2 separate regions of the Homo sapiens genome follow, and region 2 is linked to region 1. The links are chromatin contacts, found by Hi-C or POLR2A ChIA-PET in ENCODE. All regions are on one chromosome and are shown on one strand. Each heading gives the region's core, a stretch centred on a gene start or an enhancer-like site at or near the end of the contact. The rest is flanking DNA. Distances are from core to core; before and after follow the strand shown.

Region 1 (5,680 bases), core at 403-2,902:
ACAGGTAAGTTAGGTCACCCACAAGAAAAACAAAAGTACTCGTTCTCTGTGAGGGTGGAGGGGAAGGGAGTTCCATTTTGCCAATCAAGTGTTAAAAATAGAACCTGCTGTGTCTGCTTAGCAGCTCTCACGTTACTGCTCACCAGATCCCATGTTGTGTGTACGTTTCTGTTTTGTAAAGCCTAGCGTTTACGTCAGAGCCTGGGAATGCAGCACTCGTGTCTATACATGGGAGTACATGCCTTAGGGACATCATTTATACAACCCCCTTCTCTACAGAGCTATGTCAGCGGTACAGGCTCAGAAGGAAGCCATCTCGGTCTCTTTCTGGTCTTCAGTGCACAGTGGCCAGGACAGCCTCCCCCACTTCACCGAATCACATTTCTTCAGCAGTTTCCAACAGTGAAATCATTTCTAGGACAATGGCTGCTAACACGTGTCAGCTGAAGCACTGCAGATCGAGTCATCCAACTCAAGCTTCTTCCTCTTATTGGAAGGGATAAACCAGGTAAGACTTTTTAATCCAGAAATTATTCCTATTCCCTGCAATGTATAGGGTGCTTTCTATCTGCAAAACTCTAAACTCAAATTTCTGCAGGTTCAGATTCCAACTGTCTCATGCGCAGAGACTCTCCCATCACAAAATTCTTCCCGCTCCAGCCATCATCTGTTTCCTCCTCAGCCTTTCCCTTGAAATCCAGAGCCCTTTCCTGTCCGTTAGAGGCAATCAGTCATGTTTCAGTGAAGCTTGAGGCACTGGGCCCCCCAGTGAACAAAACCAGACATCCTGACCCCCTACTCCTGCGGTCTGTGCAGGGCTTGCTTTAGCATGCTTGGCTTGTGGGGAGGGGGTGTGGCAGCCATTCCCACACAAGGTCACGCAGGGATGCCACAGTGCGTTCAAGAGTAGAATCCACAGCCTTCTCTCCGTAACTCTGGGCCTTGCTGTAAATAGCAGAGGCTTGGGCTGGGGATCCTGTATCACTGGACGGGATGTGCCAATGAAGAGAAGGCTGAGAAGCAAGTTGGTGTAGGAGAAGCCCAGTGCTCCTGGTGGACACAGGCCTGCATTCAACCAAATGTCTGAAGACAAGCGAAAGCCTACAGCCCCAAGCGCAATGATCTTTCGTCACTACAGGTTTCAGAAGTCTTACCGCACGGAGCCAGTGGTTAGCAGGTGCTTGATACAAACATCCTGCAGGGAGGCTGTGAAGATTCTAACTGCAGCACTTACGGAGGAGCACTTTAGCGTGCGGTAGATTTCCTAGATAACCTGAGGTCTTAAGAATTCATGCGGCAGACTCCGCTTCGCTTCTGGTTCCTTTCATTTGGAGTCTGCCTAACCAGTTTTTCTCTTAAGTTCCAAGACATCTTCTTCCTGTTGAGTAGAACCTGTAAAACACGCCACCTGTCTGCAGGCGAACAGAGGCTCTGAAGGTTCCAAAATAGCTAAGCCCACGAGCTGTCTCCAGCCCCCATGGAGTCCTGGGATTCTCACCAGATCCAAAGATGACAGGAATGGGAACCAGTTAGGCAGAGGAAGCAAGACTTGAGAGACTGGGAGTGGGGAAGCCGCCAGGCAGTGGGCAGCAGGCCTGCGCTTGTGAGGAATGGGAGACAGGAAGTGGGTGTCCACAGGACAGAGACGGAGGGGGACAGCACGATGGTCACTGCATTCAACCAAATGTCTGAAGACAAGCGATCCAGCCCCGGGATCCCGACACCAGTTGCTCTGTCTCACCAGAGAGCCTCTCTCCAGGCGGACCACCTGTCAGCCTGCTACTGCCACCTTTCACTCTGCCCACCTGGAGCTGCTGGAGTGTAGCCACCACGTGAGCTTCTAGCTTTTGTGTTTGAGCCTTTGCCATTAGAGATTGAATTTCCTCACACCTGCGGTTGCTGTCGTGCCTTGATGGGGTTTTTATCCCCAGGCAGATAGTAACATATCCTGTGACAGCTCCCTGGGGAAGGCGGAAACCAATTTCAGAGAAAGAGGCTGAGCGCTTGCTAGTGCAGGGAGGAACTAAGATGACGAAGCATCGCACGGATGAGTCGTGGCCTTGCCGGCTTGACGGCGGGTAGAATGCAGTGCCACCCTCCCCAAGACCACCATCTGGCCAGGAGCCCCGGCCCCACCTTTCCTCCTTCGCTTGTGCCTCCTGGCACTTCCCGCAGCCCTCCCCTGTTGAGTGTAGGCGTTCTGCCCGGGGCAGTCGCTGTGAGAGAGGCCATGGCCTGGACTAGGGTGATGCGAAGAACAGAACTTGCTACCAGATTGGATGCAGGGTTGGGGACTCCACAGTGACTCCACACTTCTTAACCTGAACAATGAATTGCCAAAATAGATAACAGAAGAAATTGGGGAAGAAGAGTTGTTCTAGCCAATAGAGCAGCTAAAGCCAAAAAAAAAAAAAGTCTTCAGTGATGTAAAGCCTTGCAGAGTATGCGAGATGACCTGGACAGTGAGAGGCAGGAGGAAGACTGCTCTGTGGTGCTCTGAGTGTGAAGGCATTTGTCATGCGCATCCCCCACACAGCCACCATGGGGCTCTGGTTAGGGATGGAGCCCCCTGAGTCCGAGCTGCTTCATCTGAAATGGGGATGAAGGTGCCTCATAGAAAGTATTGAGTAAATATGAGGCGCTCTTCTGGTTTACTGTGTTCTCATATATTTCACACACAATGCTCAGAGAGTTGGAATACAGTTAAAATCATTAGATCTGTACGCTGTCATTATTCAAACCACCACAGCTCCCGGTTCATCATTAGGAATACTGGTTCTCTCCCCTCTGCTGAGGGGTGATTTCCCCCATCCAGGGTCTTGAAATTTTCTTCTACACACTGAAAGCCTTAGCACAAAGCTCCATATGCAGAGGGGGATGGTGGGTGACCCTGCCCATGCAGTTCCTCATTTTGGCTTCTTAAGGCCAAGAAGATCAACCTCTACCCAGATTCTGCACACAAACCAGTGTTGACGTTTTTATTTTTCTGTACTTTTTTTTTCCATAATAAACACTGCATGTGCCCTCTTTAACTTCAGTGTACTTTAAAGTCTTACTGCTTGTTTTGAGGGAAAAGTTTACTACACTGTGAAGCTCCCATTCTGTCAGTCTTTTGTGGGCCTGTATTAGTTGATACATCTAGGTTTTTCTTGAACACCCTTGGAACAAAAGACTCATGGGCCAGGGCCGGGCTCGGTGGCTCACGCCTGTAATCCCAACACTTTGGGAGGCCGAGGTGGGTGGATCACCTGAGGTCGGGAGTTCGAGACCAGCCTGACCAACATGGAGAAATCCCGTCTCTACTAAAAATACAAAATTAGCCGGGTGTGCTGGCATATGGCTGTAGTCCCAGCTACTCGGGAGGCTGAGGCAGGAGAATCGCTTGAACCTGGGAGGTGAAGGTTGCAGTGAGCCGAGATCGCACCACTGCACTCCAGCCTGGGTGACAGAGCGAGACTCCTTCTCAAAAAAAAAGACTCATGGGCCAAACTCCTATCCTGTGTTAAAATAAAACACAGTGTCATTCTAAGCCACTTGGCTCAGGTCAGTCCACTGAATAGGAGAGGGACAGTAGCCAGACTAGAGAGAGTGAAAGAGGAGATTCCAGCCACGCATTTGGAAAATTCTCAGTCCTCCAGGACACAGTGAAGCAATCAGGGCTGAGGCACCGTCTGATGAAGCAGATCAATAACTGGTGGGATGACCCATGACCCTCCCCAAAAGTCGCTGATGAAGGAGCTGATGCTACCTTGAAGGGATGGGCCCGGGCTTCGTCCTCAGCCCTGTCCTGTCCCACATCCCTCTTGATCATTTGGCCAGGGACACAGTTGCCAGGCTTCATTTGAGGAGAACGTGAAGCAAGGAGAAGGGACATACTCATGACCTAAAGAAAGCTCAGAGGCCTGGGGTGTCAAAGCAGATCTGGGGAGATCTGCTGGAGAGAGCCCCAGCCAATGATGGCCACACACCGGGTGTCAGTCATGCCTCCCAAGAGCCCTTTAATAAAGGCAGGTGCCATTACTGTCACCATTGTCACAAAGGAACTCGCCAAGACCCCAAGATCACAAATTGCTAAGTGGCAGAATAAGCTCTAAACACTGTCCCTAATCATTATATTCCATCCTCATCCCAGGATTAGAAATGATCTCCACCCCAGAAAATACAGGTAAGGCATAAACACTGATGGCTCTAGGGCCTACTCTTAGTTCCAAATACATTTAAATCCTACTCTTAGTTCCAAATACATTTAAATCCATCCACTGCCTGTAGCAAATAAAGATTCTTGCAACAGCGTCTGCCTGGGTCTCCCTAACTGCAGAGTGTGTTCCATGCTGTGGGCCAGAATGGTGGCCTGTCATCTCAGATCTTCAGTCTCATTATGTAACGGCAGATTTTATCATCCATTTTATGTACCCAAAGTTTCAAGGGCAGCTAATTTGCCCCAGATCTTCCTGCTTCCAGAGACTGAGCTCATTGCCCAGATTATGAGAAAATAATCACAGCCAGGTTTTGTAGACACGACTTGTTTAGCATACATACAGAACTGTGGGGAGTTTCTGTAAACAGGGAAGGACCATGCAAACAGCATCGTATTGGAGATGGAGATCCACCAACCCTAGTAGGTGGCAGGAAAGAGCTGGGGTTTTGGCTGCCAAGCCCTGGGCTGACCCAGCTGCTGTCCAGAAGGGGCATGCCGACACCTTCCTCTCCAATAATGCTGCAGCAGTGTTGACCATTACTCATGAGAGGGTATCACCTCACACAAACTAGGAGTTCCTAGGAGGAGGGGACCAGGATGCATGCCTCCTAGCAAGCCAGGCTTAAACTAGAATCTTTGAGGCATTCAAAGCAACTGGATTTCATTGTTAAAATTATGACTACCCTATTGCTGATTGATTTTTTTTTTTTTAAGACAGGGTCTTACTGTGTTGCCTAGGCTGGAATGCACTGGTGCAGCCATAGCTTACTGCAACCTCCTACTCTTGAGCTCAAGCAATCCTGCCTCCCAAAGTGCTGGGATTACAGGCATGAGCCACCACACCCAACCCACTGCTGATATTAAAACAAGCCATAAAAACATAAAAACAACTGTCAGCTGCTGTTCTGATCCCCAGTAATACTGGGCTGTTATTCAAATCAATCCTCTGGCTAAAAACAACTTTAAAATATACATGAAATACAGAAAATACCATGTATAAGCCCTGCCTAAATCTGATTTCTGAAATACACAGAGGGCAGACTCTAAACAGCCCAGCTAAGGCCAAAAGAAATAAAGACAAATTTCAGCTGCTGCCCACCAGAGGAGGATCAAAGGGTTTTTTTTGCTTGTGTTTTGCCTTTTCTTTTCTTTTCTTTTTTTTTTTTTTTTGAGACTGAGTCTCGCTCTGTCACCCAGGCTGGAGTGCAGTGGTGCAATCTCGGCTCACTGCAAGCTCCGCCTCCCGGGTTCACGCCATTCTCCTGCCTCAGCCTCCAGAGTAGCTGGGACTACAGGCGCCCACCACCATGCCCGGCTAATTTTTTGTATTTTTTTTAGTAGAGACGGGGTTTCACCGTGTTAGACAGGATGGTCTCGATCTCCTGACCTCGTGATCCACCCACCTCGGCCTCCCAAAGTGCTGGGATTACAGGCGTGAGCCACTGAGCCCGGCCGCCTTCCTTTTCTTAAATTTGAGACAAA
Region 2 (5,380 bases), core at 406-2,905, 340 kb before region 1:
GGTGGAAAATATTTTGTTAGAGGTCCTTTCATAGGGCCTTTGTCCAGATGTTTGGACCGAGGCCCCCGAGGGCATGGAGAGCCAGCCTGAAGGACAGCGTAGGGTGTGCCTGCAGGGAAGGTCGTAGCTCACCAGTGACAGAAGAGGCAGACTCCCCTTCTTCCAGGCCTTGGTCTTCTACATCCTAGCTCAGTGGTCATTTATTTGTCAGGCCCTTCATTTTACTGATTTAATAACGTGTTTAAGGCAGGGTGCGGTGGCTCACGCCTGTAATCCCAGCACTTTGGGAGGCCGAGGTGGGTGGATCATCTGAGGTCAGGAGTTCGAGACCAGCCTGACCAACATGGAGAAACCCATCTCTACTAAAAAAAAAAAAAAAAAAAAAAAATACCCCGACGTGGTGGCGCATGCCTGTAATCCCAGCTACTTGGGAGGCTGAGGCAAGAGAATAACTTGAACCCATGAGGTGGAGGTTGCAGTGAGCTGAGATCATGCCATTGCACTCGAGCCTGGGCAACAAGAGTGAAATTCCGACTCAATAATAATAATAATAATAATAATAATAATAACAACAATAATAATAATGTGTTTAAATAATTTATCTCATATCTCTGCACCTTCACTCCATTTCTTTTCAAAGAAACAGAGAAAAACAAAAACAAAATGTCATAGTTCTGGGCCGGGCACGGTGGCTCACACCTGTAATCCCAGCACTTCGGAAGGCTGAGGTGGGTGGGTCATTTGAGGTCAGGAGTTTGAGACCAGCCTGGCCAACACGGTGAAACTCCACCTCTACTAAAAATGCAAAAATTAGCCGTGCGTGGTGGTGGGCATCTGTAGTTCCAGCTGCTTGGGAGGCTGAGGCAGGAGAATCGCTGAGGGAGCCCGGGAGGTGGAGGTTGCAGTGAGCTGAGATTGTGCCACTGCACTCCAGCCTGGGCAACAGAGCAAGACTCTGTCTAAAAAAAAAAAAATAAAAGTCACAGTTCTACTTGACCCAGCAGCAGGCTTTAAAACCAGAGGCTTTAATTCTCCCAATTTCCTCATTTGTCAAAATGCAGAAGCCAATCTAAGTAAATCACCTAGAACGGCAGCAAGCTACGTAAGTTCGGGGCTGAAATGTGATATTTCTTCTGAATCTCTCTTTTCTTACAACATCAGAGAAATGGGTAATAAATAGCACCAAACCCAGGGGCTCCACATTTATTCCTCTTTCCGGAGGAAATAAATTCTAGCCACCATATTTCTCAATAGGAACCGATATGTAAGGAGAATGAATTTATTCATTCATGAGTCATGTATTCAATCCTGATAAAAATACTTTATTCTGGTCTTCAATAGCAAATATGACCGGAGAGCCAGAGGGTCAGTGGTCCTGCTCTGAGCTGTGCAGGTGGGGCTGTCTCTGGGTAGTGGGAGGGTCGGGTGGGTGTTTCTGACCTGGGCGTCTTTGCCCAGAGGAGCAGAAGTGAACACACGCCCTCCCACTGGGCTCTTCTGCTGACGTGGGTTGGTAGGACGGTTATGGCTCAGCTTAGGGTCCGCAGCTGGGCAATGAGGAGACTGGAGGGGCCTTTCTCAGGTAGTGGCGTCTGGTAATCAGCAGATGGCGCCCGAGGTCGCTGGGCCCGCCCCGCGTGCGGGTCTTTCTGGTTGACTCCCCAGGCTCTTGCGTGGGAACTCACCACTGAGCACTGAACGCAGTTCCTCAGTCCGAGACCTCCTCACTCTCGCAGGACGCACAGTTGCACACACAAGTCCCTCACCTGTCACGACCCACGCTCTTACATACTCTCCCACTCCCACCCACACCCCCTCTCTCAGATGTGTGATCCAGGATTTCCTCTCCACCCACAGCCGCAGACGCCCCCACGGTTCGTGCAAATGTGCACACTCGGTGCAGCAGATCCCCGCCTCCTGCACACGTGCGCGTTTTTCCAGCCTCGCACTTTATCTCACACGTTTTCTCACCCAGAGACCCCATTTCAGACACACACACCCTCTCAGCCTTTTCTCTTGCCTCCCAACCCCTTAAAACGGAAATCCTTTATTTCCTCCGGAATTTGCTCACTTCGTGAAATGCCGGTCTGTCTTCTGGCGGATCCTATAGGGCAGCCCTTTCCTGCCCCTTGGTTCCAACAGCCCCTTTCATGCCAGTTTTTGTCACGTGCCTCTTACCATGCTGAAGTGAAATTGACCCAGCCATCACACAATGCCCTAACTCAGGGGTCTGCAAACAATGGCCCCAGAAAGCTGTTTGTTTTCCCCCAGCTTTATCTGAATATGCTTGAAAAGTAAACATTGTATATATTTAAAGTGGGCAACCGGATATTTAATACACATTGTGAAATGATCACCGCAAACTAAAACACCCACCATCTTACATTGTTACCACTTTCTTTCTTTTTTGGAGGTGGGGTGGTTAAGGATCTTAAGATCTACTCTCTTAAGAAATTTCAGGTATACAACAGAGTGTTGTTACACGCTGTACGTTACATCTCCAGAACTTACTCATCTTGTATAACTGACACTTTATACCCATTAAACAACACCCCGTTTTCTCCAACCCTCAGTCCCTGGCAACGACTATTCTACTCTACTCTCTGCTTCTATGAGTTTGGTTAGTTTAGATTCCACATATAAGTGAGATCATGCAGTATTTATTTATTTATTTATTTATTTATTTTTCTTGATGTGGAGTCTCGCTCTGTCGCCCAGGCTGGAGTGCAGTGGTGCCATCTTGGCTCACTGCGACCTCTGCCTCCTGGGTTCAAGCGATTCTGCCTCAGCCTCCCGAGTAGCTGGGACTACAGGCGTGCACCACCACAATCTATTTTTGTATCTTTAATAGAGATGGAGTTTCACCATGTTGGCCATGCTGGTCTCAAACTCCTGACCTCAGGTGATCCACCTGCCTCAGCCTCCTGAAGTGTTGGGATTACAGGCGTGAGCCACTGTACCAGGCTGAGATCATGCAGTATTAGTCTTTCTGTGCTTACTTATCTCACTTAGCATAGCAGGTTCATCCAGGCTGTTGGAAATGGCAGGATTTCCTTCTTTTTTGGAGCTGAATAATATTCCATTGCGTAGACACGTTTCCCTCACCCATTCATCTGTGGATGGATGTTATTTTCCATAATGGCTGTACAAGTTTACATTTTTACTAACAGTGTACAGTGATCCCTTTCCCCCACATCCTCAATAACAGTTGTTATCTTTCCTCTTTTGGATAATAGCCATTCTAACAGGTGTGAGGTGATGTCTCATTGAGGTTTTGATTTGCATTTCCCTGATGATTAGTGCTGTTGAGCACTTTTTCATACACCCGTTGGGCATTTATATGTCTTCTTTTGATAAATATCTGTTCAGGTTCTTTGCCCATTTTCAATCAGGTGATTTGTTTTTTGCTACTGTGTTCCATGAGTTCCGTATATATTCTTGATATTGCCTCCTTATGAGATGTACGGTTTGCAACGTCAGGAAGCTTTTCCCCTGTGTTTTCTTCTCGTAGTTTTATGATTTCAGGTCTTACATTGAAGTCTCTAATCCATTTTGAGTTGATTTAGAATATGCAAAGGAAGCACTTGAAAAAGCCAGCACTAGGTTGGGCAGATCCCTCCTGTGGGAAACTGACTTGGGATAAGAGCAGGACTGCCTGGCCCCCCAGTGAGAGGTGACAGCGTGCTAGCAGCCCTCGCTCGCTCTCAGCGCCTCCTCTGCCTGGGCTCCCACTTTGGCGGCACTTGAGGAGCCCTTCAGCCCGCCGCTGCACTGTGGGAGCCCCTTTCTGGTCTGGCCAAGACTGGAGCCGGCTCCCTCGGCTTGTGGAGAGGTGTGGAGGGAGAGGCGCGAGCAGGAACCAGGGCTGCGCGCAGCGCTTGCGGGCCAGTGCGAGTTCCAGGTGGGCGTGGGCTCGGCAGGCCCTGCACTCGGAGCGGCCGGCCGGCACCGCCGCCCCGGGCAGTGAGGGGCTTAGCACCTGGGCCAGCAGCTGCTGTGCTAGACTTCTCGCCGGGCCTTAGCTGCATCCCCGTGGGGCAGGGCTCGGGACCTGCAGCCCCCCATGCCTGAGCCTGAGTCTCCCCAACCTCCACCCCGCCCCCGTGGGCTCCTGCACTGCCTGAGTCTCCCCGACAAGTGCTGCCCCCTGCCCCACGGCGCCCAGTCCCATCGACTGCCCAAGGGCTGAGGAGCACGGGCGCACCTTGCGGGACTGGCAGGCAGCTCCACCTGCGGCCCTCGTGCGGAATCCACTGGCTGAAGCCAGCTGGGCTCCTGAGTCTGATGGGGACTTGGAGAACCTTTATGTCTAGCTAAGGGATTGTAAATACACCAATCGGCACTCTATATAGAGCTCAAGGTTTGTAAACACACCAATCAGCACCCTGTGTCTAGCTCAGGGTTTGTGAATGCACCAATGGACACTCTGTATCTAGCTACTCTGGTGGGGACTTGGAGAACTTTTGTGTCTAGCTCAGGGATTGTAAATGCACCAATCAGCACCCTGTCAAAACGGACCAATCAGCTCTCTGTAAAATGGACCAATTGGCTCTCTGTAAAATGGACCAATCAGCAGGATGTGGGTGGGGCCAGATAAGAATAAAAGCAGGCTGCCAGAGGTAGTAGTGGCAACCCGCTCCGACCCGTTTTCATAGTGTGGAAGCTTTATTCTTTTGCTGTTTGCAATAAATCTTGCTACTGCTCATTCTTTGGGTCCACGCTGCTTTTATGAGCTGTAACACTCACTGTAAAAGTCTGCAGCTTCACTCTGGAACCAGCGAGACCACAAACCCACCGGAAGGAAGAAACTGCAAACACATCCGAGCATCAGAAGTAACAAACTCCAGACAGGGGGCCTTTAAGAACTGTAACACTGGCCACGAGAGTCCGCGGCTTCATTTTTGAAGTCAGTGAGACCAAGAACCCACCAATTCCGGACACAGTACTTGCTGCCTCTCTATATCATCTCCTCTGAAGGCAGGTATTTGCCTACACAGTCTGCTGAGTACTAAGTGCAACACACACTGCAGGGGCTTCCCAGAGCCCTACTCGGATTCAGGTGGATTCTTATGCAGATGGTGAAAAAGGTCAAAAGTTTGAACTGGGAATCAATTGCTGTAAGTTTCTCTATGATATTCTCCCAGCAAGATGTCTTCCTTGTAATAACTTGGGAGAACGTTGACTCCAGGGTAGGAGAGTGTTCCTGAGGAGTCGGCACACTTTATGGCTGGCCCCAGGCCGTGGGTCAGAAAAATCCACAGCTGGCCACACCATTCTGTGCAGCGGGAAAAACCATCAGTTGAAGGTACTGTGGAAAATCAGTTAAGCTCATTCAATCATCCTGGTTCCTGGTGGGTTCAGTGTCCCATATTTAAGACAA

What was found. Hi-C counts contacts between places; a loop is a spot of excess contacts on that map. ChIA-PET counts read pairs that join two places held with the same protein, here RNA polymerase II (POLR2A). Pooled maps may share reads with other maps.
Region 2: a map with no recorded cell type shows a loop between it and region 1 (2.0-fold over the local background). The contact joins two enhancer-like sites. A Hi-C loop is called at or near these places in 1 of 168 maps with a recorded cell type or tissue (CD4-positive, alpha-beta T cell), 1 of 37 single-sample maps with no recorded cell type and 1 of 50 pooled maps. POLR2A ChIA-PET finds 5 or more read pairs at or near these places in 1 of 52 experiments (activated naive CD4-positive, alpha-beta T cell).

Annotation. Positions count from the first base shown.
Region 1 is chr12:120,756,219-120,761,898 of GRCh38, reverse strand. No RefSeq gene overlaps it. Among named protein-coding and RNA genes, the nearest start is that of ACADS, 33 kb to the right of the region's middle. Within about 2 kb of position 1,652, at least 10 of the 41 ENCODE cell types and tissues checked have a DNase peak (open chromatin) inside an H3K27ac peak, as active enhancers do.
Region 2 is chr12:121,092,351-121,097,730 of GRCh38, reverse strand. It overlaps LOC105378258 (a long non-coding RNA gene), which reads left to right and starts at 4,736. Exons shown (of 4, transcript XR_007063492.1): 1 at 4,736-5,380. RefSeq lists an enhancer at 4,146-4,647. Within about 2 kb of position 1,655, at least 4 of the 41 ENCODE cell types and tissues checked have a DNase peak (open chromatin) inside an H3K27ac peak, as active enhancers do.